Regions from separate parts of the Homo sapiens genome. Here regions 1, 2 and 3 are each linked to region 4. A link is a contact called in ENCODE Hi-C or POLR2A ChIA-PET data. All regions are on one chromosome and are shown on one strand. The core of a region is the stretch at or near the end of the contact, and the rest is flanking DNA. Distances in the headings are between cores, read along the strand shown.

The links. A loop is a pair of places that touch in the nucleus more often than their neighbours do. ChIA-PET counts read pairs that join two places held with the same protein, here RNA polymerase II (POLR2A). Pooled maps may share reads with other maps.
Region 1: a pooled map shows a loop between it and region 4 (3-fold over the local background). The contact joins the enhancer-like site here to the promoter of IFNGR1 in region 4. A Hi-C loop is called at or near these places in 5 of 50 pooled maps. POLR2A ChIA-PET finds 5 or more read pairs at or near these places in 2 of 52 experiments (H1 and HCT116).
Region 2: a loop to region 4 is called in a pooled map, with 7 times the contacts of the local background. The contact joins the enhancer-like site here to the promoter of IFNGR1 in region 4. A Hi-C loop is called at or near these places in 3 of 168 maps with a recorded cell type or tissue (aorta, ascending aorta and gastrocnemius medialis), 1 of 37 single-sample maps with no recorded cell type and 14 of 50 pooled maps.
Region 3: a pooled map shows a loop between it and region 4 (6-fold over the local background). The contact joins the enhancer-like site here to the promoter of IFNGR1 in region 4. A Hi-C loop is called at or near these places in 4 of 50 pooled maps.

What each region holds. Positions count from the first base shown.
Region 1 is chr6:137,970,583-137,977,456 of GRCh38, forward strand. No RefSeq gene overlaps it. Among named protein-coding and RNA genes, the nearest start is that of SIMALR, 28 kb to the left of the region's middle. RefSeq lists an enhancer at 4,953-5,062. Within about 2 kb of position 5,234, at least 5 of the 41 ENCODE cell types and tissues checked have a DNase peak (open chromatin) inside an H3K27ac peak, as active enhancers do.
Region 2 is chr6:136,589,245-136,595,477 of GRCh38, forward strand. It overlaps MAP3K5 (mitogen-activated protein kinase kinase kinase 5), which reads right to left. Exons shown (of 30, transcript NM_005923.4): 22 at 3,193-3,370; 23 at 2,929-3,097. Among named protein-coding and RNA genes, the nearest start is that of MAP3K5-AS1, 37 kb to the right of the region's middle. RefSeq lists an enhancer at 5,245-5,404. Within about 2 kb of position 4,212, at least 13 of the 41 ENCODE cell types and tissues checked have a DNase peak (open chromatin) inside an H3K27ac peak, as active enhancers do; they include ascending aorta, where a contact is called at or near this core.
Region 3 is chr6:136,643,076-136,650,214 of GRCh38, forward strand. The region is part of intron 11 of MAP3K5 (mitogen-activated protein kinase kinase kinase 5); the gene reads right to left. MAP3K5-AS1 (MAP3K5 antisense RNA 1) reads left to right here. Exons shown (of 3, transcript NR_125858.1): 3 at 4,697-5,123. Among named protein-coding and RNA genes, the nearest start is that of MAP3K5-AS1, 18 kb to the left of the region's middle. Within about 2 kb of position 4,501, at least 9 of the 41 ENCODE cell types and tissues checked have a DNase peak (open chromatin) inside an H3K27ac peak, as active enhancers do.
Region 4 is chr6:137,214,929-137,221,535 of GRCh38, forward strand. It overlaps IFNGR1 (interferon gamma receptor 1), which reads right to left and starts at 4,457. Exons shown (of 7, transcript NM_000416.3): 1 at 4,315-4,457. The coding sequence starts at 4,399. RefSeq lists enhancers at 2,597-2,656, 4,097-4,827, 4,678-4,927 and silencers at 3,638-3,687, 4,148-4,367, 4,408-4,637.

The DNA.
Region 1 (6,874 bases), core at 3,984-6,483, 760 kb after region 4:
CCCACAGGCTTCCTCTGTAACCTAGCACTCAGCCCTCTGCCCCAGCTGCTTTGTCGAAACTTATCCCTTGAAGGTCACTGATGACATATTTATTGCTAATTCAAAGGGCCTTTTCTTCCACCTTGTTCTCATCATCTCCCATAACCTCTTCTTTACCAAAGTCATTTCAGGGACACCGCTGACCTCTTTTTGAAACTCTCTCTCTTCCCCGAGCTTCCATGACACTGCATTACTGTGATTTTCCTCCTACTCACGAGTAAAGGGTAATTCCTAGAGGATGGAAAAATAAAATTGGTAGTACAGTTGATCCTTGAGCAACTTGGGGGTTAGAGGCACTAACCCACCACATAGCTGAAAATTGGAGTATAACTTTTGGCTCCCCCAAAACTTAATTATTAATAGCCTACTATAGACTAGAAACCTTACCAATAACATTCATAGTTGATTAACACATATTTTGTGTACTGTATGTGTTCTGTACTGCATTCTTACCATAAAGTAAGCTACAGAAAAGAAAATGTTATTAAGAAAATCATACAGAAGGGATAATATATTCACTATTCATTAAGTGGAAGTGGGTCATCATAAAGGTCTTCATTCTCATCTTCTTCACATTGAGGAGGCTGGGGGGTGGGGGAGGAAAACGAGGTGTTGGTCTTGCTGTCTCAGGGGTGGCAGAAGTGGAAGAAAATCTGCATATAAGTGGATTCACGCAGTCCAACTCGTGTTGTTCAAAGGTCAACTATATAACCCAGTGAAGGATAAATTTGTTATTACACAGTTCTTACAATGGCCATAAGGTCCAGAAAAATCTGACCATCTCTCTTACTAATCTCCACTCACCCACTGACTCCACTCCAGCCATATTGCCTTTCTTGCTGTCCTGGAGATGCACCAGGTATATTCTTGCCTTTGCTAATCCTTCTGACTGGTGCACTCTTAGCCTTGATATTCTCATAGCTGACTCTTTCCCCTCTGTAAAGTGTGTTTACTATTATTCACTACTTGAGAATATTGAATTCTGCTCTAAAAGATGAGAAAAACAATGGGGTGGATGAAATTTCTAAGATTTGTTAAATATAGTATGTACCTTATAAGACATGTTAAAGAGAGATATAATGAATGAGATATAGGATTTGTAAACCACAAAATAATCAAGAGAGCTATCTCTATAAAGAAAGGGATAGAAGAACCAATGGTAAGGTATGGATCATACCACCTCCAGGCTGACAGCTGTGTCACCCCAAACTGCTTGCCCATGGATGATATGTATTGTGGTCCTTCCTCTGACGCCACATGTGTTCCGCCCAGCAGAATCAGAAAAAGCTCCCAGCTGCTCAACAGGCTAATAATATGAGCCACAGCTATTGACCAGGAGTGCTTGGTGCTGAGTCTCTCTAATAAAGCAAGTGTGCATTGGCCATAGGCACCTCTGTCTGCTGAGCTCCAAGTCTGGTCCTTATATCCTCACCATCGGGGGGAAGGCTAGGGGAGAGAAGGGAACACAGGAGGGGGACAAAAAGAAATAGGAAGAGTATATTAACAATGTGTAAGCCAGCATTCATATACTGTGGGTTCTACCTGCTTCTACCTCATTGCAAGTATTTCATATGTTAACTTACAGCATTTCTTTCCTCTTGCTTCTCATCATGTGTTTTAGGTTGATTTGATAATCTGCATGATTTGAACATCCTAATTTGGTCTGTGAGCCTCTGTTCCATGACAGAACAGCTTGCCTGGTACTTGGAGATTCCCATCTTGTTGAGGTAATTTCCCACGACAACCTCCTTCAAGTCTTTGCTTAAATGTCATCTTCTCAATGAGGCTGATGCTGAATGCCCTGCTTAAAAATGGCAGTTTTCCACTGTCAGCCCTCTTAGCCCACTGTGTTATTTTTCCTTTTTCAAATTATTTTCCAACATATATAATTTACTTGTGTATTACAGTCATTGCTTATTGTCTGCTGATGTTGATGTTGGAGCTGATGTTGATTTTCCCACCTTTGTAAACTGTGAACACCTCAGCACCATACTATTTCCTTCACTCAGGCCTGGTGTGTGACAACACCACAACAAATATTTCTGAGCACCCACAGTGTTCCAGGCACTGTTCTGGGAATGTGGGCTATCACCGAATAAAACTCCCAGAGCTTATCCTGAGATAAACTCTTCAGGTTTGTCTGTTTTATTCGATGATAGCCTACATTTCTTGAACAGTGCCTGGAACACAGTAGGCGCTCAAAAATATTTGTTGTGGTGGTGTCACACACCAGCCCTGAGTGAAGGAAATGACATAGTGATGAGGTGCTCACAGTTTATGAAGATGGGAAAATCAACATCAACTCCAACGCCAAGCAACAACAGTGATGAAAAGTTTACACTGCATAGCCCCAGGAAAGGTGGAACAAACCATGGGTAATTTCAGTACAAAAGACAGGAATAAAAGGAAACCCTAATAACCATCTTTGGACATATGGTAAAAATGTTTAATGTTTCTTGTCTCTCATTTCTAGCAGACTTATAAAAAATAGATTTTTAATTGGTGTTATCAGATTAATTTCTAATAAACATTATTTTCTAAACTGAAGATTGCAAATTCCACTGCTTAGAGGGGCTAAGCAAATAATTAAGAGAAGAAAGAAGAGGGTAAAAGAATAGGGCATGATGTGGATACTGGTGAACTGGAAAATCCAGACCCCGTTCATGAGAATAACTCCTCCTTGGCTTCAGCCAAGAGTCGAGACTCAGGAATGTAGGCCTGATGTTGCCACATCTTTTTGTTCAAGAATGTTCAGAAATCCAAATTCTTCCCCCCGCAAACTTTCCAATTTTTAAAACTTGAGCCAAACAAAATACATTATTTTGGCCTTCCAATTGATGACCGCTGGGTTGTATTCAAGGCCCCTGCCCTCTGTTGTCAGCTTCCTTTTTTAGCCTGCATCACTCTCCTTTCTCAACATAGGTCTTCCTCTCCTTGTAGCCATCTTTATCTGATTAGTCAGTTCAGGCTTCTATAACAAATGATTGCAGACTGGTGGCTTCAAAACAAACATTTATTTATTGCAGTTCTAGAGGGTGGGAAGTCCAAGATCAATATGCTGGAGGATCTGGTGTCAGGTGACGGCCTGCATCCTGGTTTGCAGATGGCGGTCTTCTCATTGTATCCTCATATGGCAAAGAGTTGGAGCAGGGGGTGGAGGATGGTGCTAGCTCTTCTTATAAGAACACTAATCCCATAATGAAGGCTCCAACCTCCTGACATAATTACTTCGCAAATGCTCCCTCTCCCAATACCATTACATTAGGGCTACGGTTTCAAATATAAATTTTGGGGGGAACAAACATGCAGTTAATAATAAAACCCTATTCCGGCAGCACCCTTGTGCGGCCAGTGTTCCATTGAAGATTGCCGCTTTATGCCACAGAACCCATCTCATCCCATCTCTCCAATCCTCGGTTCTTTAAATACATACAGATCAAGACCCATCATATCCTCATAATTTCTCAGACCACTCTTATCTACAGCAATGCATCTTAACAATTTTTATGGCTTTTGGATTAAATCATCTATTGCCTTATGACATTGGACAACTTTCCTATGTACGTGTATTGTTTCCCCAACTAGATTGTAAGATTTTCAAGGGTTAGTGGCCAGTACTAGAGCACATACAGTTGTTGGTGTTAGAAAGATTGGGTTTTAATCTGGTTTTGCTATCTATTAATGTAACATTGAGTTAGTGATTAAACTTCTCTCAGCCTCAGTTTTTTTCTCTATAAAATGCAAATAATATTTCTCCATAGAGATGTTGCAAACTTTAAATGAAATGAATAGAACATGGACATCTTGATGAATAAGAAAAGTACCTGGCAATTAACAACGTAATTGTTTTTATTTCTGTAAAAATTCTTACTGCTTTTCATCCCCTGTGATGCTTTGTGTAAGTTTTTGCCCAACAGAATATTTATAATAAGCATATGTTGTTTTCTGATTCATATAAGAGAACGTTGTCTTTGCTACAATAAGGGCATTTTATGCCTGGATTTAATGTTTGGAAATCTCCAACATAGATTTGAAGAGCACACATATCTCTGATGATTCAATAACAATTTTGCCCATAAACAGGACAGTAAGACAGAGAAAACTTTCAGAATTTCCTTCATTCTTGTAATTAGAGTTTATCTAAAACACTGGTTCTCAAATGGAGGAAGAGGGGAGTTTGCTCCCCAGAGGACATTCAGCAATGTCTGGACACATTTTTGGATGTCACAACTGAAGGACGTTACTAGCACTGAGCGGATAGAGAGAGGCCAGGGATTCTGCTAAATATCCTACCATAAGAAGAACAGCTCCCTGCCCCCTAAAAAAAGAATTATTTGGCCCAAGATGTCATTATCGCCAAGGCTGAAAAACCGATCACCATTCCTAAGATCTCTCCCATCCCAGAACTCCCTGCTAAGTCAAATTAATTAGACTGAGGAGAGAGCAAGTTGGTGACGGACCTGAAGAATAGCCCACGTAAGTGGTGGCTGGTCAGTGCAGAGTCAAGCCGCCAGCTCTGGAAGATCTCTTCCCAGCTTGCAGACTTCTGGAAGCGCTGAACTGGAGGCAGCCTTCTCGTTTCCATCACAGGAAGCCATTGCTGTCAATGTGTGTCTGAATACCGTTTATTCCCTTCTTGAGTAATTTCACTTATTTCCCTACACAATGTAAACATGGAAACCAACATTAATGACCTCTTTGAAGGATATTGAAAAAAATCAGTTTTGAATGCAAGCTGGGAATTATGCTAATGTAAGACTTACTTAAAGGGACTAGAAAACTTTGTAAATGTAAATTCATTCTCATAGTTTCCCAAAGAGACAACTGCTTTCATAAGAAGGTCAAATGTCTGTCTTGCACTCACACATCGAGGCTGTGAATAAATGTGGTTATAGCACTGGTTTCCTCCCTCGGAAACTTCCTACATCAGCAGCTTGGTTCTTTTCTTTAGTTAAATATGATCTAGTTGGAGGTGAAGTGTTTTTCTTTTTGCTTTTACTTTCTTTTTAAATTGCTTTCCCTCCCTCAATTTCTCCAGCCCTTTTTTCATCTTTTACTTCATTGCTTTCTCTCATACTTTATTCCTTCCTTTCTTTACAGTTGTAGGAACAAGAAGAAAAATTCTCAGTTATGTTTGCTTTCCAGGCCTCTATTCATTAATACCTGGGCTTTAAAAGGTTTTTTTTCTCTTCTCTTTTATAACATCATGCTGCCATCCTGTGGCAAATTTAAATATTCAGCTAGTCAAAGAAATGCAGCGTTCAAAAATCACTTAAATACCTGAAAATACACAACCATGCAGTTGGAGCCTCAGTCGACCAAGAGTGGATGCCATCTAACATTGTGATTTAAATCCCAAGGCCCAAAGCTATATTTCTCTTTTCCCTGAAGGCTGTGATTTCTCCCAGGAAGGAGGCATACTTTATTTCCAAACTGAGTATAGAAAAATCCAAGTATAGAACAAATTTGGTACGTAGGCCTATGGCATGTTTGAGGTCCTGAGAAGGAACTTCTGTGGTTTTGAGTGTTTAGAGTGATTTTCTCTCAAGTCGCTGGTGCAGATTCAAGATCTGCTATATTAACATGAGGGAACTGCCCAGGTCAGTCGTGGCGTTGATGTCAACCTACATGAGTAGCCAAAAGTCAAATACTTTGGGAAAGACAGAACACAACACAAAAAAGTTAGGGTGATTATTTTTAAAGATCAAAATAGTATTTGCTCAATAAACAAAGCAAATGTCTATTCCATTCTTGTAGCGGGGGTGTGTATCCTCACAAAATGCACAGTTGATATTTAATAAAAGTTCTCAACCATCTGGATTCCTCAAATGATGCTAGACCTCAAACCCAGCAGGTCCAAGATGGAATTCATTCATCCACTTTCTCATTACCAGCCCCCACATATCACCACACTCACAAGTGTGCACTCACACTCACACACACACCCTATGTCAGGAAATGGCATTACCACCACCCAGCTCCTCAAAGCAAAACTCTAGGTGGCCTCCCTGAAACTACCCCCCACCCACCCCACAATCCAGCACTAAGTCCCTTTAACTTTGCCTCTTAATCTCCTCCTTCCTGTCCCCTTCATCCCAGCCTCATTGCTGTAACCCTAGTCCAAGTGACCAACATCTCTGGCCTAGTTTAGAAGCCTCCTTTCCCATCCTGCCTCCCTACACACACAGACACAAACATATGCACATACACACACACAGACATACACAACATAGTCTCCACACTGCAGCCAGAAGATCTCTTTAAAATACAGATCTGACCACGTTACTGTCTTTAAGTCCTTCAAGAGCCTCCCTTGTCCTCAGATTAAAGTCCAAAACCTCTACCCTGGCCCTGAATCCCTGTCTGCCTCCCCAGCCCCTTTTGCCCCATCTATATTTGGTTATTTAAAGCAATCTCTATTTTCCCTGTTACGAGAAGGTAGACGTTATGGACATTGTGTTTGCTACATAGTTAATGCATTGACTTAACCTACCTCTACACATAGCTTTGAGCAAACGTGAGAGAATAGAATATTAGCATGAGGAAGACAATTGGCTCACTGCCCCAGGTTCCAGGTAAGCACCAGACCCAGCCTGGGGCACTTGCTGAGGGTCCCTTAGCTGGTCTAATGGCAGACGTGGAATTAAAGTCCAGTTATTCCAACAACCAACTCTGAGCACTCTCTGTGGTATAAGGAGGGGTGGGACGGGTGTTTCCTTTGGCGCACATGTTGAAGTGAATAAGGGTTGGGGAATTGGGTGCAAGTCTGGTTCTCAGTGCTTTCATTAGCCTGAATCACCTGCTGTTTCCCTCTGCTTGCTTTCTTTTTGTTTGT
Region 2 (6,233 bases), core at 2,962-5,461, 630 kb before region 4:
TGCAGCTATTTCCTCAGGACACAGGGAGGGAAGAAGCTATGTGCAGTAGTCCACAGTGATCATGAAGGACAGGTAGAGGCCACGGCAAGGGAGGCAGGTAGATGAGTTCCCAGTACCCATTGAACTAAAAGAGGATGAGAAGTGTCATACCAGGGACTGAGTGTGTCTGTGGGAGGTTGTATCCACAAGAAGCTTGGGGCTGAGGGAAATCCATTTTTCTCCTGGTGCATATTTGGGAAGGGGATTCTTCCTTGTGTTTGTACACAGAATTCCAGGGAACACATTTTCCCAGGTATTATGGTTCTGTGTCCTCCAAATTCGTATGTTGAAGCCCTAACACTCAATGGGATATATTTGGAGACAGGGCCTCAAAAGGGATAATTAGGACTAAGTGAGGTCGTAAGGGTGGGGCCCTAATCCAATTGAACTGATGTTTCTGGTGTCCGTATCAGAAGAGGAAGAGACACCAGGGCTGCAAGTGCACCAGAAAAGGCCATATGAGCACATGATAATAAGAAGGTGGCCATCTGCAAGCTAAGCAGATAGGCCTCAGGAGAAACCAAACCTGCCAACCCCTTGATCCTGGACTTTCAGCCTCCAGAACTGTGAGAAAATACATTTCTGTTGTGTAAGCCACCCAGTATGTGACAGTTTGTTATGGTTGCTTGCCCTGGTTTGGATGTGATTTGTCCTGTCAAAATTCATGTTGAACTTTAATAGCCAATGTAATGATACTGAGAGGTGGCAGAGTCTTTAAAGAGGCATTTGGGTCATGAGGCTCATGAAGGGATTAATGCAGTTAATGTAGTTCTCAACAGACTGGGTTAGTTCTCAGGAAAGCAAGATGTCATAAAGCCAGTTGGCTCTCCTTGTCTCTCTCTTTTTTCCACTCAAGCCCCACTGCCTTTCTACTTTCTACCACGAGTTGAAGCAGCATGAGGCCCTCACCAGATGCAGATGGGCCACTGGATCTTGGACTTCCTAGCCTCCAGAACCATGAGCCCAAATAAACCTCTTTTCTTTATAAATTACTGAGTCTCATGTATTCTATTATAGCAACAGAAAATGGACTAAAACACAGCCCTAGCAAACTATTATACCAAGGAATGATAGGTTCACTGACAAGCTTTTGTTTTCTTCAGAGTACATATGGCCTTCTAAACTATTACATACAGCAGATCCTCAAATAACACTGTTTTGCCCAATGTTGTTTCCTTCTAACCTTGATGAGAAAAAAAAGAATTGATTCCTGGTAGGGGCCACTGTCTGTGTGGAGTTTGCACATTTTCTTTTCTTTTTCTTTTTTTTTTTTTTGAGACAGAGTCTCCCTCTGTCGCCCAGGCTGGAGTGCAGTGGCGCGATCTCAGCTCACTGCAAGCTCCGCCTCCAGGGTTCACGCCATTCTCCTGCCTCAGACTCCCACGTAGCTGGGACTACAGGCGCCCGCCATCACGCCTGGCTAATTTTTTGTATTTTTAGTAGAGATGGGGTTTCACCGTGTTAGCCAGGATGGTCTCGATCTCCTGACCTCGTGATCCACCCGCCTCAGCCTCCCAAAGTGCTGGGATTACAGGCATGAGCCATCACACCTGGCAAATTTGCACATTTTCTCAATGTCTGTGTGGCCTTACCTGGGGTACTCTGGTGATATGGTTTGGCTGTGTCCCCACCCAAATCTCATCTTGAATTGTAGCTCCCATAATCCCCATGTGTCATGGGAGGGACCAAGTGGGAGGTAACTGAATCATGGGGGTGGGTCTTTCCTGTGATGTTCTCATGATAGTGAATAAGTCTCATGAGATCTGATGGTTTTACAAATGGGAATTCCCCTGCACAAGCTCTCTTGCCTGCCGCCACGTAAGATGTGACTTTGCTCCTCATTCACCTTCCACCATGATTGTGAGGCCTCCCCAGCCATGTGGAACTGTGAATCAGTTAAACTTCTTTCCTTTATAAATTACCCAGTCTCAGGTATGTCTTTATTAGTAGCATGAGAACAGACTAATACATATAGTTTCCTCCGCATCCCAAGGATGTGCACGTTAGGTTCATTTGTGTGTCTACGTGGTCTCAGTGTGGGTGTGTGTGTGTATGTACCCTGCAGTGGAATAGTGTCCTTTCCAGGGCGGGTGCCCGCCTGGTACTGAGCTGCCAGAATAGGCTCTGGCCACCCATGGCCTTGAACTGGGTAGATAGTTATCTTGTTTTTATTCATCTTTCTTAAATGTATATAGAGTTCACATTTATTTCAATGTAGAATATTAGAAGTGTTTTAGTCTTTATTTAGGAGTTTGGTCATGTTTTTGTGACCAGAAATATGCCATAGGAACTTAACTCTTGTTTATGTCAATTAGTCTACGGCAAAACTGGTTTGGTTATATGTAATTTTGCTTCAGTCACAGTTTCCAAGGACTTATCAACTACATTAAGTGAAGACTCACTACAATTTACTTCCCTTTGCCCTTCACCCTCCTTTTAAATATAACCTTACAAGCTCAGGGGTTCTGTTGTATTTGCTGATGTTTCCCAAATGCTGAGAGGAGCGACTGGCAGGTAGCCTCATGCTAATGTCAGAATTAGCAACTCACATGGCTTAATGTGTGTTTATTGATGGAATGAATAAACAAATGAATGAAGAGTAAAAGAGGCTTGTAGGGGCTATTTGGAATGTCACCAATGTGAAAAATTTGCTTCTGACTTAAAAATAGCTTATGTTCAAAAATGCAATGAAAAAATCATTTCCCTATTTTCATATTAATATATTCCCTACCATAGGGTTTGCCTTCTTTTTTCCTGTGGGGTAGGTTTATCATGATGATCACTACAGGTTCCTCTTGCCTTTCACATCATCTGTGACAGCTGCAGGCGGTTAGGACACAGATAAAATATGTAACCTTTGGGAAATGAAGCACCTGGGAGAGGATTTACCTGAGCTAAAGATTCCATTAGGTTTCTCACAATTTTGTCTTGGTCTTCCGTCAGGATCCTGTGAAGGGTAGCTCGCCTCTCACTGTCCTTCCTCAGCATGAAGAATCCAGAATCTTTTTCTTCAGGGGAAGGAGGAGCACTGTGATCTTCAAAATTCTCATCTGGAATGCTGAGAAAATTTATGCAGCATAAATCACAGTTCCCTTTATAAAATGACACACTTAACAACACACTTCTCTCACCCCAAGTAAGTCAGGTCTTTACCCCAAAAAGAGTGTCCGAATTCCCTTGACATCTCTTTCTCCGCAGGACTTGGCTCTTGTTTTGAAAGAGAAGGGGTCCACTTTCAACTCCGTGTCGGGTGAAACTGAGCCGTACTCACTGCTGCTGCTGGTGTCCTCCACCAGCACAGGTACCGGCAAGGATATACTCCTGAGATATTCTGCTTGTGATGAGAGGAGGGAAAAGATAATTGACACTTTAAAAAATGTACACATACTGAAACACCCATTGAAAGAGGCCATATTCTTTGTCAAATATCTTGTTGCAATGAGCAGCATAATTATGCTATGTAAGGGAACGGTCATGTGTTATGACTGCCTCCCTTGCTCAGCATAACCCATACAGCAGGGTAGCCAGGAAAGGGCCTCCCAGGCCCTGGGAGGGATATCTCTGGGGTACCAAAACAGTCAAGGAAGCCCAAGTTCAGTGGGTCTACTGAGGGTCTGATCCCCTCATTTTTACTGACTACTAATTATTTCTATTTATGGGTCTCAGTTTTCATATTTATCAAATTCAGGGTCAGATTGATAATCTTTAAGCCTGTTCTTCAGGGGCTTAAGTGTCTCCATTAGCATCTTGGGGCTGCCTTGGTTGGGATGAGTGAGTGGGATGCTGTAGGTCTAGACCACAGGTTCCAATCCTGTTATACCTGAAACCAGAGAAAATATGCTGACTGTCATATATCACAGTTCTGCTTAAGGATTCATATAAAAAAGGATTCATCACTGAAAACAAATTTTGGAAACAGATGGACTAGATGATCTCTTAGGTCTGTCCTGGTTCTCAGATACTATGATTCTCTAGTAGACATGAGCTGCTTCTTTATTTGGATGGAGAATAAGACAGTGGAGTTGCCTATATTTCCTCAAACATTGGTTTTAAAGAAAGCTTCATAGGTTGCTCTGGGTGTCAACATCTTTCCAGCAGATGGGGAAGAAAGAGTAGGAGGATCTCATAGGAAGTTTTTATGAATCATGCTTGGGTGAGTTGCCACTCGGGCCCACCATCCATTGCCCAAGCCTCAGTCCACCAGCCACAGTTACTTGCCAGGAGGCTGGGAAACCCCAGAAGGAAAAGGAAACAGGTCTGGAGGACAGCTAGTCAGTCTCTGTATATGTATGCCTGAACAGTTCACAGAAAGAAAAACACAAAAAGCTCCCAAATGTATATAAAACTTCTCAGCCTCACTCCTAATGAGAGAAACGGGTATCTGAATCACAATAAAATACTGTCCATGATCTATCCTATGGACAGATATGCAAAAAAAAAAAAAAAAAAGAAAGTGGTTTTTGCCAGAAACATCTTTATCAAACACACATCCTAATGCTACAAAAGCATTTTAATAAAGAATGAAGGTATAAAATTATAGAAAAGGAAATCCACTGTTGCCTGGAATCTCCTTCTTACTTAATTCCTCTTGGGCTGAACTGAATCAACTGCCCTGATCTCAAGGATAGGGGACTCATGACATTGGTTTCAGCTGTAGCGAGAAAGACGGAAGTACATACAGCTTTCAGGAACAGCTGACCTCGGGGGAAACCACCTTACTGGTCAGTAACTGGAAAGTCTCCCCAGGATGAATTGGTTGACTTATCTGCTGTTATTTAAATAGTTCTGTAGCTGAATCACTAGAAGGCAGGAAGCAAGAGGAAGCCACAAAGAGTTGCTGAATTGACCAATTAAGTACCAGTATGCAAATGATATATGGCAGGGGAAATGCCTGGCATGTATTGTTTCCACATATTCTGGAGCAGCTCATGGGCCTAGCATTTCACGGACCATATTTTGGGCAGTGCTGCTACAGCAGAAAGGAAATGGGTGACCTCTTCCTTGCTGGTAATAGTAAGGTTGTCTGAGAGAAGAAAGGTTTGAAGGGGGGCCCAAACACCAAACTGCTTTTGAGTCATTCCTGGGGAAGGTCAAGGTCTATAGTGTGCCTTGTTTCACTTTAGAGTCAACATCTCGCTATTTGGGGGGAACGGACTTTAGAACAGAAAAAAATAGCTGCTTGGGAGAAAGAGTTTCACTGCTATGAGATGTCAAGTCCCTAAAGTTAAATGTTACTGATGGAAGAATACAGCTGAAGAAGAGCTCTTGGCTTGACTGAGTAGCTGATCTCTTTACAAGAAGGGATACAAGCCCTGCAGTGGAACTCACTGCTGATCCTTCAGACTTGGTGAGTTTCTTCACCAGCCCATTTTTATGAGATGCATGCCACACTCAGAAACGGAGGTGTGCATCATTCATATTTCAAAGACAAAATTGTTGTTTCTTGGGAGTAAAGAGACTAGTACAGACTAGACTAGAAGAGTACAAGATGAGGGATTCCTATCGTGTGTTTCCGTGTTTGTGTGTGTGTGTGTGTGTGGTAAATGTATGTGTATCTAAAGAAGAGAAGGAGTAAGGACTTGAATTATCCTGTATTTTGGCTTTTTGGTCATATCATGTGGTTTGATTATCCAGTAATGAGAGGACTTGTGTCACGCCTGTGAATTTTAACGTTGCTGTGACTACCGACTGCCTAAAAGGAGGCCTAATGAGGTAAAACTGTATATGCTTAAGGATGGAACCGAGTGCCTGTCACTATGGCTCGTTAAGGAAATAAAGGGACTTACAGATATTCTGCATGTTCTATGTGCAGAGCCCTGATTCCCTCCTCGGTTTGATTTTATTTTATTTTTGAGACAGAGTCACACTATTTTGCTCAGGCTGGAGTGCAGTGGCATGATCTTGGCTCACTACAACCTCCGCCTCCTAGGTTCAAGTGATTTTCCTGCCTCAGCCTCCCAAGTAGCTGGGATTACAGGCATGTGCCACCACCCCTGGCTAATTTTTGTATAGGGTTTCGCCATGTCGGCCAGGCTGGTCTCAAACTCCTGACATCAAGTAATCCACCTGCTTCGGCCTCCCAAAGTTCTGGGATTACAGGTGTTGAGCCACCGCACCCGGCCTGCTTGATTTTAAATGAGTGAACCTGATTCTAGATTGAGTCCCCTTCTCTATTAGGCACATGCATTCATTCA
Region 3 (7,139 bases), core at 3,251-5,750, 570 kb before region 4:
TGTGTACAGTGCCCATCATAACTACAAGGTATTGCTACCTAATTTATGCAAAATTCCATATGCTAATAAAGTATGAACATCAAAAATTTGATTGTCATACTATAAACATGGGTGATTTGCAGAGCCAAGGTAAAGAAAAATGTGGGAATTTATTTCTTGAGTTTATCACTAAAGCTAAGATAAAATTATTATCAAATTCATATGTCCCTAAAATAAATAACAAAATGGATCATAATCCCTTTAAAAATATGTCAACAGTATAAAATAGCATAAATATTTTTACAGAAACAAAGTAGTTTATCCATGTGTCTAAGTTGAGCAAGTACAGTACGGCAATAAACTGACACTGACATTCAATTCTGTAAAGTTAAAACAACCATGAAAAGGAGTTCTTACCCACCCACTGCCAGGAGGCTGAGGTCTTGCCTGGGCTAATAAAATGGGTGACAAAGCCTTGTGGCTCTGAGGTGGCCTAGAACCCTCCTTTTGGCTAAAGCAACTCAAAAGCGACAATTTATATCTACAGCCCATAATTCTTTGCTAGGTCCATGCAACTTAAAGTAAAAATAGATCCTCTCAAGTCAGATGTGAATTTACTAAAAAGCTAGTTTCAGTGCATGTCAGTCAGGTCATGGGGATGTGATCTGAATGAACGCAGAGCAAATTTTGTTGCATGAAGTCCAGGAGGGAAGATACCATAAAAAGGTATGTGGTGGCTGTCTTAACCAGAGTACAGAGGGAGTGAAATTAAAATAGCAGACTGCAGCCTCAGCTGGTAATTTGGAAAGTTGCTTCTAAATCCTGTTGGCCTCAGGTGAACTTCTAAATATATATATATATATATGACCCAGGAGCTGCAGCTGTTACCTGTACACTACTTGCATACAATGCAGCCTTATCCTCAGAGCCTGCAGCTGAGCTGCTTTCCAAGACCATGTCCAGGAGCAGGAGGTGGGAGGCAAGTGCAGAGCTGAGGCAGTATGCAAACCCACCCCTGAACACAGCAACTGGCAAATACTAACAAGACAGCACTGGTAAAACCCATCTTCTATCAGTCCTTTTCTGGGAACAGCTAAGTAAAAATTGTGGACTGGTTTTGTAGGAAAGGAGGGGAGCATTTCCAGAATGCTTGGTTCCTGAAAGGTTGCCAGTGCTGCCAGGGAACGTTCCATTTCAGTGATGTAAATAAAGCCCAAGCCCTGAGATGGAAGGTGGAAGGAGGCCTCCCTCCCCACCTACCTGTAGGACACACCACAAGGAGGCGCTGATGAGCTGTAAAGCCAACAGGTAGTTTAAAGGCTCCTGGGATCTGTCTGGGAATCAGGGAAAACAGCAAGGCCAAACGCAGCGCTAGCTATAATTAGCCCCAACAGGCCTCAAACCAACACTCAACCTAATTTAATCAGCACAAGCACCATTTTCTAGGAACGGGTTAGCCTCAGATCCCAGGCCCCAGTTAGGGCTAGAATAGGAGCTGGAAGTTAATACTGTATTGACTGAAGGTGGCAGGAGTTATACTGTAGTAGGCACTGTCAGCTCCCTCAGCAACTGTCATTCCATCCTTCTCCTCTGCTGACAAAAAAATAAATTTTGCCCAGGTTCAGGTGGCAATGTTTATGAATGGTGAAACTGATTAGTCTAAATTGGCCACGGTAAGTCCATTTGCCTTGCTGGGGATGGGTGTAAGCATGGTCATGTGATACAACTTATGGTATAAAGGAGAGGGCTTGGCCCTCCTCCCCGGGATGCCGCCTGTGTGAGGTGCTTCTTGGAATAGCTAGCTACTTAAGAACATGAGACTAACACCAAGAGTACGCAGAGAAGCCAGAATTCAGAATCCTGATGCTGAAACTACCCTCAGAATCACCCCACCTCAAAATTTATTTTTTTCCATCCAGGCTGGAGTGTAGTGGGGTAATCATAGCTCACTACAGCCTGGATCTCCTAGGCTCAAGCAATCCTCCCGCCTCAGCCTCCCAAGCAGCTGGGACTACAGGCACATATCACCAAACCTGGTTAATTTTTTTAAATTTTTTTGTAGAGACGGGGGTCTTGCTACATTGCTCAGGCTGGTCTTGAACTCCTGGCCTCAAGCAATCCTCCTGCTCTGGCCTCCCAAATTGCTGGGATTACAGGTGTGAGTCACCATGCTCGGCCTGTAATTTCTTGTAATATGAAATACCATTTCTTTATTTAAGCTGCTTTTGGCAGGGAGTTTGTAGCAGAAAGCATCCTTGGTGGATGACAGCATCAAATCATCTTAATCTAGAATCAGGGGTAAGCATGTTTCCCTCATAAATTTCCTGGGCCTTCTGTGAGTGGCCACTGGCTGGAGCTGAAGTGAGGGAGGAGAGTCAGCACTTAGTCCTCCACTAGGCCCCTGCCTTTGCTTGATAATCCGTGAGGTAGGCCAAGGGTGCCCAAACTTCAACCCCCAAAAGGGGGGGAAATTCTAAATAACCATTTAAAACGCCCTGCAAATAACTTCTCTCTTCCTCAATCTTAAGTTTTTCTTTCATTGTACACATGCAGACTTTCTTCAAGGACTAACTTACTTTTCAGCAGCAACCATTCATTCAACAAATAGAGAACTGTTAAAAGATCGGGATTTCAATTAATTTTACCCCTGAATGTAGAGTAGCTCTCTCTAAGAGTCCTTGGGAATTGGTATATAATGTGCTTCAAGTTTTGAAAGTTGCAGTATAAAGTATATACTAGCTCACAGAGCTATTTATTCCATATGTTAGAATAAAAATAGTGAGAGGAGTGACTAAAGAAATAAACATGATAAATGAAAAGCTACATTCTCTATTCTAATTTTAGGAAAAATTTTTAAACATTCTGTGATAAAAACAACCCATTTTTAGTTTAACATAAGACCTATTAAACTGGTTGCTTCTCTGTTATTTATAGTTGTTTTAAAGTAACATGGTAATAATAAAGTTTTTTTGTTTTTATTGCTTGTCCTCCTTCCAATTTTACCACTTTTATTTTAAAAAATTGAGAAAATGGTAGTGATAATGAATACACTATGGATAGAATCAGGGTTTGCAAAGAAATTGACATAAATTCAGAATGGAAACTGATACAAGAAAGCTTCAATTTTTGAACAAGGAGAATTTTTTAGCACTAAAAGTTATAGGAAATAAGGACAACATAAATAAAATTCCTCCTGATCAAAAGATGGTGAAAATGGAAAATGGACAGTACATAACTTAAATTTGTAACCCTATTTAATGCACTTGTTTATATCCTAATATATATCCTAATATTTCTTAGCATAATATAAAAATTGTCTCTATGATTGTCACAAAACATAAGAGAATGAAAACGAGGCTCACTTTACTGAGCAAAGAACCTCCAGGAAGGAGAAAACAATAACAAATTGCTGGAAATAGTACTCATTTTCCAAAAATCTCTGGCTTACTTTCTGTTCTTTTTCTGTCTTCCAAATTCTTCTGGCTCTCTACTCATTCTCTAGGCCTTGCTAATCGCTAATTCCTCTAGCCTCACTCTGTTTCCAAGTGTCCTTGGATAACCTTGCTCTTTTCAATCAAGCCTTTGAAAATCTCCTCCTCCAGTCCTGCTCTCGTCTCCATAATGTTCATGTCTCCTAACTGTTCTTAGTTTTTGTAGTTTCCACTGGATGATTAGTGTATCTCAGCTTGTGAGAACATGTATGTGTATACTTGCATACATGCAAAACAATATAAATATTGCACTGCACTTTAAAGCAATATCACTAACATGTATATAGACAGTTATATTGATTATTCCCAATTTTGCCACTGGATGATTCCACTTGGAGTCTTGCCATTAGTTTCAACTAAACACGTCCAAAATGAAATTCCTCATGATTCCTCTACAACTCAGGTTTTCCTTCTAAAAATCCTACCACCTTTATCAATGCAATCAAAACTTGAGTCACCTTACACTTACTCCCTCTTTTTAATCCTTCTTCCTAATTTGTGATTAAGTTGTATACTTTTCTTTCCAAATCAAATCATCTGTCCCTTTGCAGTCACAATTGTATTATTCCACTCTAGGATCTCTACCTGCCTCATATCTAGCTAGTTCCTCTAACAGTCTTCTCTGTGACCCTCCAGAGCCTCAGACTTCAGAAATCAAATGTCAAGACCAGATCAGTCTTATAGCTACACTAGCAACCATTATGGAGCACTTGTTCCAAGCCACTTAGCACTGTGCTAAATGATTTCCATTCATCCTCTCACTTAATCTTCACAACAATTCTATGAGGTACTGTTATTCTCATTTTACATACATGGCAACTAAAGCATGAGGAGTTGAAGCGCATGCCTAGGCCACGAAGCATGCAAGAGCTAACATCAACCTTCACACCTATGCACTTTGATGCTGACCCTGGGTTCATAATTCACATTCTGTTCTGCCTTCCTGCCAGCTCTCAGATTTTCAGAAACGTCAGTGACATCCTGTTTCCTACCGACACATGTTTAAAATTCTTCTTCCTAGCTTACATAGCACTCTAGAGTTTTATGTCATCCTGCCCAACCAATCATATCTCCCACCTCCCTCAACACGTTTCCCCTTGTAGAATGAGTCAGACTCTGCCGGCCCCTGAACGTCCCATGCTTGCTTTCACTTTGGTGCCTTGGTTGGAATTCTGCCTTATTCTTCTAATCTAGTTTGTCTTCCCGTGTTCATTTATCTCTTCTAGTTCTACCCACAGCCAAAGTCCAGGTTCCACCTCCTTTAGCAAGCCTTCTCGAAGGACTCCATGCCTCACTGATCTTCCTCCTCACTGAACGCCACAGACCAAGAACCCATAATGTCCTCCTCAGGAACCAGCACAGTCCCAAAGTCCACAGAACTCAAAAGAACGCTGGTAGATTGATTTGCTCTACCATCATCTCAACAGTGCTTTCCTCGGGTGTAGCATGATGCATTTTAACACAATTAAAATGACATGTTAGAAATGTTGCTGATGGGGTTGCTGGGGCAATGACTTCTTTCAAAGTCTTCCCTCTATTTACTGCACTCATGGAAGTGAGTCTCATGGGAAGCTATGTCTTAGCTGAAAGCCTGTCTTCAAAGTCCTTTGGCAAGGAAGTTTTCTGTTATGAATAAATTAGTATCACAAGTAACTTTTTCAAGTGTTTTTCCATACAATTGACACTTCTAATAATGAAAAAGAATCAAGCTTCTGACTCTGCACACAGTGGCAAATATTGGCATGTGTAATCTGGGGCCTGTTGGGTGAAGATCCTTAAGTTACCACAACCTATTGGTAGAGTGTCTCTAAATTTTGGATGTAGCCAGTCCCAAACTGACTTGTAAAAGTGTCAGCTTGGACAGTGTTTCACAAACTGGGATTGGAGAAAGACCACAGTTCTGAAAGATGCTGCTCGGTATTGCTCAGTGCTACTAGATGGACTTGGTGTTGAGAGCATGAGAATGGATGTTTTTCTCCATGCTTATTATGTAATTTCATGTTGCCAACATTTAGTGTGCCTGCTAAAATACTAAGTTACAAGACTTAACGTGACCAACTTTATCTAAACATAGAACAAATTAAAATATAAATAACATGCATTCTGGGTGCTGCTTAGTATCTATTCATTTTAAACACAAGATACTGCCCTTCCTAGAAACTATAGCACCGGGACTGGTGATTTCTTGCCACTCTGGTAGAGGTCACAGGGCCTGGCCATGATTGACATCCAGGAAGGATCTGTCCCAGCTGATTTGGACACATCAAAGCACGGGACATTCTTCTTGCTAGATTATGGACATGCTGTGTTGTTTTCCTGTTGAACTTCCTAAGGTGGTGGTTCACATACGTGAGGTCTGAAAGTCTACCTCATAGAATTGTCCTCAGTAGGTCTGACATGCAGATTAGGAATCTGCAATTTATTTTATTTTATTTATTTTTTGAGATAGAGTCTTGCTCTGTCGCCCAGGCTGGAGTGCAGTGGCACAATTTTGGCTCACTGCAACCTCTGCCTCCCGGGTTCCAGCAATTCTCCTGCCTCAGCCTCCTGAGTAGTGGGGATTACAGGCAAGTGCCACCACGCCCGGCTAATTTTTGTATTTTTAGTAGAGATGGGGTTTCACCATGTTGGCCAGGCTGATCTCGAACTCCTGACCTCAAGTGATCCACCCACCTTGGCCTCCCAAAGTGCTGGGATTATAGGCATGAGCCACTGTGCCCAGCTGGAATCTGCCATTTAATTAAACCAGCTCCCTGGGTGACTCTAATGCTGGTGTTCCAGGGAACCACATCTTGAAAAGCAGCATCCCCAGGAACCAGCTTAGCCATAAAGTCAAGGATGTAATAATTCTTGAGCTACTACAATTGAGTAATTACTATGTTTACATCCCTATTAAAGTTGTTATCAACCATGGGTGCACATCAGAATCATGGATAAATCTTCATAAAAATGCATGTGTCCAAGCTTCACTCTAAGTATAAAGGATTCCAACTAAGTCGGTCTCCTGGGATCCAGGGTATTGCAGATAATTCTGATGCAGAGCCAGGTTTGTGCCCCAGTTCAACACCAACAACCTCCCAAATGATTACTCCCATGCCATTTAAAGGGCAAAGCAGGGTTAAACTCTGGGGTTTCAAAGTTAGGATTTAGTCCACATAATATGCACACTGCAGTGATTTATAATTGTTTTTGTTGTTACTGTAGTTAAGATATATTGAACATCTATTATATGCCAGGCTCTGTGAAATGCACTCTACCAAATTATTTCATTTAACCTTCACAACAGCCTTTTGAGATGGATATTATTATCTCATTCTACAGATGAGGACACCATAGCTTGGAGAAGCCAAGTTGCCCAAGGGCAGTGGTGGGATTTGAATCCAGGTCTATTGACTCAAGTCTACATGTAAAAAACTGCAAGCCCATACTCCCAAATTTACTTCCTGCTTCCACTTCCTGCTTTATTTTTCCCTTCTCACCATTGAATATACCTATACATTTATTTATTGCTTTATTGCCCTATCTGAGTGGAAAGCAAGCACCATGGAGGCAGGAACTTCACTCATTTTGGACACAGCTGTTTCCCTAGGGTCTAACACCGTGTCTGGTAGTGCCTGATCCAGAGTAAGTGCTCAATAAACATTTATTAAATGAGTAAGTTGATGAATG
Region 4 (6,607 bases), core at 3,207-5,706:
TTTTAAAAGCCAACACAATTTCTCACATATGACTAAGGGAATTTAATATTTAAAGATATATTTGTTAAAATAATAATGCACATTATTGAATAATCCCTAACATATTAAGTATTTACTACAAGACACACAGTGTGCTTACCTTTTTAATGCATTACCTCAGATACTCATCACATCCATCCCGTGAGGGAGACAATGTTACCATACATATTTTACCAATGAGAAAACAAAGGCTTAGAGAAGTTACGTAACTTGACAATATGCAAAGTTTTGTTGGTTTTCATTAAGAAAAATGCTTCCAACATCTTTGTGATCGTTTAATAAAATAAGGGGTAAATTACCTCCATATTTAAATTGGAATTGGAGAAGACTATTTTCTGGTGACTTCAAAAGCATCTGCTTCAGGTAATGTTTCCTGATTTTATTACATTATCACAATTATATTATGGCCACTGCAAAAGTTGAACAATGCATTAAAATGAATAATTTCTTAAAAATACACAAGACCTAAACAGATACCTAGTATTCTGATTACTATGCATTAGGATAATCTAAAATAAAGGCACCCCTTTAATAAGAAAATTACAAGTAAATTCCTTTCTGTTAGGAATTCACTTCATTCTGGTTCAAACCTCATTCTGATTCTTTGTTCAATCAAAATTGAACCATTAATTACTCATCTGGTTTGTAAAGCAACTTCACTACTGGTATGCTGCCAAATTTTGTAAGATAGCTGTTTATTACTTTTCTTTAGGTTTTCATACACAAACACACACACACACACAAACACACACACAAACACGAGAGACAGAGTCTTGCTCTGTTGCCCAAGCTGGAGTGCAGTGGTACAATCATGGCTCACTGCAGCCTAGACCTCCTGGGCTCAAGTGATCCTCCTACCTCAGCCTCCCCAGTAGCTAGGACTACAGGCACATGCCACCACACAGGGTTAATTTTTGTATTTTTTTGTAGAGATGGGTTTTGCCATGTTGCCCAGGCTGGTCTTGAACTTCTGGGCTCCAGTGATCCTTCCGCCGATGTGCTGGGATTACAGGCATGAGCCACTGCCCCCAGCCTAGGTTTTCTTTTAGATAGAACCAAAATATGGTCCTTTCAAAGTCTGTGTGAATTATGAATCAGAATAAAATGAAAAAGAAAATTTAATACCCTATTCAATAAATATAATTAAAAAGTATTATCCTGTGTATTTTGAATCTCTGAAATAACTATAGAATCCAAAGAAATAGTGAAAAATTTAAACAGTACTCAGAGCTTTATCCTAAAGTCAGATAATTAGTAGGAAGCATAGCTGATAAACTGTACAAGGTCAGTGAAGAGCCTTCCAGTTGGTGTGAAGTCCAGCCTAGCTCTTCAGCTATTACTCAGAGTGGGACACTCATCTGGATGAAGAAAGCCAGTGGCACACCCTGATTCACTTAAAAATATATACTACTTTTATGTGTAAAAGTGCATGAAGAGTGAAATACTACTGATTAAGTGGCACACACAGATTTTATTTTCACTTAAGAAGTATTAATGAAAGCCCATGAATGTAACACAATACATTCCTAAACACCTGGATTTCCTGGAGACTGACTATATCACCATATTCACTTGTCTGCTTCCCTGTTCTTACCAGGTCCTCTCATCTAAGATGAACTTCAACTATAGAGTCAAGCCCAGCAACAGTAAGAATAAGGCTGGGAAGCTAAGCAAGAGCCAGAGCATTGTTGGTTTCTTCCTACTTTGGAGATTTTGTGTTTTAAATTAACTTTAAAAGAACAGGGAACACAACAAAATCTAGAGAAATGCACTGAAAAATCTAGAGAAATGTGTTAGAAATGCACTTTAAAAAGAGGGCTCACTGAAACTAATGAAAAGCAAGGCCGGGGTGCTTGTCTCTTCTAGGGGAGTCAGGAAAGGCTTCACAAAAGTGACCCCAGTTTTAGAACGAGAGGTACAGAGACAAATTCAAAAGTTTCTGCAGAATATAGAAGGCTGCAGTTGATCTTCCCACGGGAGGCAGACAGGCAATCCTCCTCCCAGAGCAAGCTACAAGGACGTGCAAATTGTGCACTCACAGGGGTCACACGGTGCACTCATAGGGCCCCGTATTCAGAAGGAAGGGCCTGGCACTTGCTTTAACGCTATGCCTGCGCTAGCGTTATCCTCTTTCTCTGCTGACATCCAGTCAGAGGCCTACTAACTCTTCCTTCTAAATGTTCTGCTAACTGTCCTCTTCTCCACTTAAACTACTTATCGACTCCAACTTAAGCAGCAGCCTCCTAATGGGCCTTGTGTTTACCCTCAAACTATTTTATAAGATGACTGGTCTTTCTAAATGGCATGTCTGATCCTGCATAAAATCATTTCCCTTTGTAATTGATAATCCAATGATGTCAGCATTAGTAAATAATGACTGACTTCAGCAAGGCATAGTGGGTGTATTATTTTGTTGGCTCAACACCTGTACTTCAGGCACGCCATTCCGCTTCTTCTGGTAACCCAACCCAACCCTCTACGAGAATGTCCTTCCCATGCAAGCTGGCACCTGAACCTAGCTGGGCAAATCAGAGCCTTTCCCTGGCATTTTGTTAGAATGGAGGAGGCTGCAAGATGTCAAAACTCAGAAGCTGTCAGCATCCATGATTCCTGCCAAGTGTGGAAAGCTGTCAATACCCAGACAGAAATAAGAAATGGAGAGTCCTAGCAGTTTGGGTTCCTGGTTCTAGCCTCTTGAGACCCAGCTGGCATCTATAATTTTCTGTTTAACTCTGGTTTTTCTGAGACAATAAATTCCTCTTTTTGCTTAAGTTAATAAAGCTAGGTTTCTTGCTGGTACACATAATATGGCAATTCATTATTTGGTTCCTACTTCTCCACCTAACCTATCTCCTCCCCTTGTAAGCTCTCACACACACTTTACAATAGAACGCTTAATATTCCACGAATTCAACATGCTATCACACCTCTGCACCTCAGTCTCTGCACCTCTGGTTCCAACACTGGGGTCACCTTTGTGAAGTCTTCACTGACTTCCCTAAAAGAGACAAGCACCCCGCCTTGCTTTCCACTAGTCTGTGCCTAAGTGCAAGCTCTTACCGCAAAGTACTGCAACTGCCCATGTGGATGACTGACTAGAGCCTAGAAGAGCAGTTAAGAACTTGGACTCTGGAGCCAAATTGAGCAGCTCCCCACTGAGTGGCTATGACCTCTCTGCCAGTTGGGCAGGCCTCTCCGTAACTCAATTTCTCGTCCATAAAGAGAGAGACAAATAACGCCTACTCCAGAAGATTGTTGTGAACACAGAACCAAAACGTGGACCTTTCAAAGTCCCTATGAATCATAAATCATAATAAAAAAAAGAAAACTGAATTGAAAAGGTTTACTGTTTTCTCTGGAGCTCGTAATCACAATTACTCTGCACTTCAGAAAAGCCACCCTCAACATTTGTTTTCTAGGAAATGTCAATAAGCAGGTGGAAATAAAATGCTCCGAAGAACAAACCCGTACGAAGAGACCTACTGCCAAATCTGCTAGTGAGTGCCGGCAATCCACCACTTCCAGACTGAGACCTAAGACGGACTGCCACTTACTTCTCAGCTGCCACTTACTTCTCAGCTGGCGACATAATGCATACTTTCCTACCCTAAGCACTTTGAGTCCCCCCCCCCACCCCCGCTAAGAAAGAAGTATTTAAGCCACGAACTGAGACCACGATGCCACATGCTGATCAGGACACTCACAGTCATGCGTCACTTAACGATGGAGATCCGTTCTGAGAAATGGAGAAATGTCCCCTTAGGCAATTTCTTCGGGCAGTAGAAACCCAGACAAACCCAGATGACACAGCCTACTGCTCTTAGGTCATGAACCTGTACAGCCTGTCACTGCACTGAACACTGCAGGCAACCGTAGCATACTAGTGAGTATCTGCGTATCTAACCATAAAAAAAGGTACAGTAAGAAGACGATATTATAATCTTTGAGACCACGCTGTCCCACATTGACCAGCAACGTCCTTCTGCAGCGCATAATCGTATTTAAAAGTGGATTACAAGAGTCGGAAAAACAAGCGGCGTGATTTGTTGTGGCGGCAACCAGGGAAGAGGCAGGAGAAAGGCAACCGACGAGTTCAAACCACGGAGCCCCAGTCTCGCGACCCCACCTCGCGTCCCCGTCGCCCGCTCAGGGCCCGACGCAGGGGTCCCGGGCTAGGGCGACCTCGGAGAAGCGGGGCGGGGCTTCCCGGCTGGGGCGGATCCCTCCCTCCCTCTCGTCCCGACCCGGCCGCAGCCCTGCCGCGAACGACGGTACCTGAGGACGGCCCCAGATCCGCGGTGCCCATCTCAGCCCTGCTCACACCCTGCATGACAAGGGGTAGGAGAAAGAGGAGAGCCATGCTGCTACCGACGGTCGCTGGCTCCAACCCCGAGCGCCTGCGGGACCAGCCCAGCACTGCCCTCCAGCCCCGGCCTTACGTCACTTCCGTCACCGGGGTCTGTGCCGGCGTCGGCAGGAGGCGGGACCAGGGCGTGGGCGGGGTCAAGTCCGGGAAGCCGCAGGAGGCGGACTCAGGCGCAGCACCCAGCAGTGAGCACGGCGTCGTGCGGTCGGGACCTGGACTTCTGGGTGTGGGAGGAATTTGAGTGCAAAGGTTAAGGTCTTTCAACCTGGCACCCCATTCTGCAATTCTTCTTCCAGTTTTTTTCGGTTTCCTGGGGTTGTGCAAGTTTGCATTAGGCCACAGCCGAGCCACAATCCTTATTTTACTAACTCTTGGACTTCACCTGGTTGTCTTGGAGCCTGACATTTTTAGAAGAGAATGAGACTTCAAAAGCCATTTCCAGTCCCTGCTTTTTCATTTGAGGAACCTGAGACTTAGCTAGTGAAATGGTTTGTGCAGATTCCCACAGCCCAAATCAAATCGGCTTGACCAAGAACTACTTTGTTCTTGGAGAAAAAAACTATTTGCATTACCTTCTCAGCAATTCAGTGTCAAATCAGTTTATCAGGCAGCCTCTCATGAAGAGGTCTGCTCTCTTACCTCTCTGGGTTTGTCTGTTATTTTGCATCTCTCCTATTCCACTGCAGCCACATTGCTAAGTCCTTCAGCGCTTGTGCTCAAACATGCGAATGTCTAATGATCTCACCTGTTTCAATTCTCTGAGTATCATGAACTTTTGTTAAAAATTTTAAATTGCAACACACCTTCTCCTCCTCCTTACCCCGCCCTACTGTTTTTTCATGGCACTTTTCACCTTGCTGTACACTATAATATACACCTTGATATTTGTTTTCTTCTCCTTCTAAAATGTAAGCTCCGTAGAGCTGACATCTTTACTTGGCACTCAATTAGTATTTGTTGAGTGAAAGACTGCATGATTACTAGTGTTAAGGAAAATTTTTAAAGAGGGAAAATCCTTATAAAGACACTATATAAACTAGAGGTATTATCAGCCAGATCATTTTACTTGTATTAATAAATCTCTTAGCTCAGTACTTCTCAAACTTCAACATACATGTGAACCATCTGGGGATCTTGATAAAATGCAGATTTGGATTCAGTAGTTCTAATTCAGGTTGGGTCTTGAGATTTTGTATTTCGGACAAAATGCACAGGGGATGCTGGTGCCCCTTTCAACAGGACCACACTTTGAATCAGAAGAATTTAGCTCAATCTAGACTAAGTTTAGGGAGAATATTTCCTTTGATGTGTTTCTGATGTCCACTATATGAAAGACACCTTCTAGTCGTTGTAAGGATGCAAGGATAAATAACTGATCTTTACCGTTTAGGCGTCTATGGAGTAGGACAAAATATGATATCCAGTTTGTAAACATTTTTGTGGTACTTGTCACAGGCTGGGTTACCCTGGCAGTAAACTCTGAGGTCGAGATTAAGGTATAAGGCATTGATTGATTAGGGAGTGCTCTTGGAATAAACGTCTGTGAAGGGGAGGTGGAGGAAGCAGAGCGGAGGAAGAAGTTGATCTGTGATGCCATCCCAGTAAAGGCTCCCAAGGGGCGCTCTGGAGTTGGGATGGCCTTGTAAAGGTGTCTTGAGTTGGTATGAGGGGCTGGGTCTTAAAGCCCAGCACTGATTAGTCATTGAATACCAACTGTCATGATTTTGGGGCTGTCCATTTCTTTCATGGAGGCATTCCCCAGAGGAACGCTGACGGTTGAGGGTGTCTACTGGCAGCCCTCCTAGCATCAGGAAGGGGACAGAACCCAGTCTTCTGTTCCTGAGAGGGATCTGGGCAAGTTTCACAATCACAGCACCCACCACCCTACGTATCCTTCTGAAGACTTTGCTAGTTAGTCATTTGGAGACTAAATATATTTATTAATTGGGTGAATATTATCAAGTGATACTGTCTGTGACTGACATGACCAGGCACAGAGATAAAGACCTGAGCAAGACAGACATGGCCCCTGCCCTCACGGAGCTTACTGTCTACTGAGGGAGATAGCTGTTAAACAAGGAATTACACAAGTACTGAAATCGTGATCATCATTCCCAAGGAGAGCAATGGGAAGAGATTAAAGGAGTATAAACAGGAATTTAACTTAGTCTACATTTTAAAGAAAGTCTTTCTTTTCTTTTT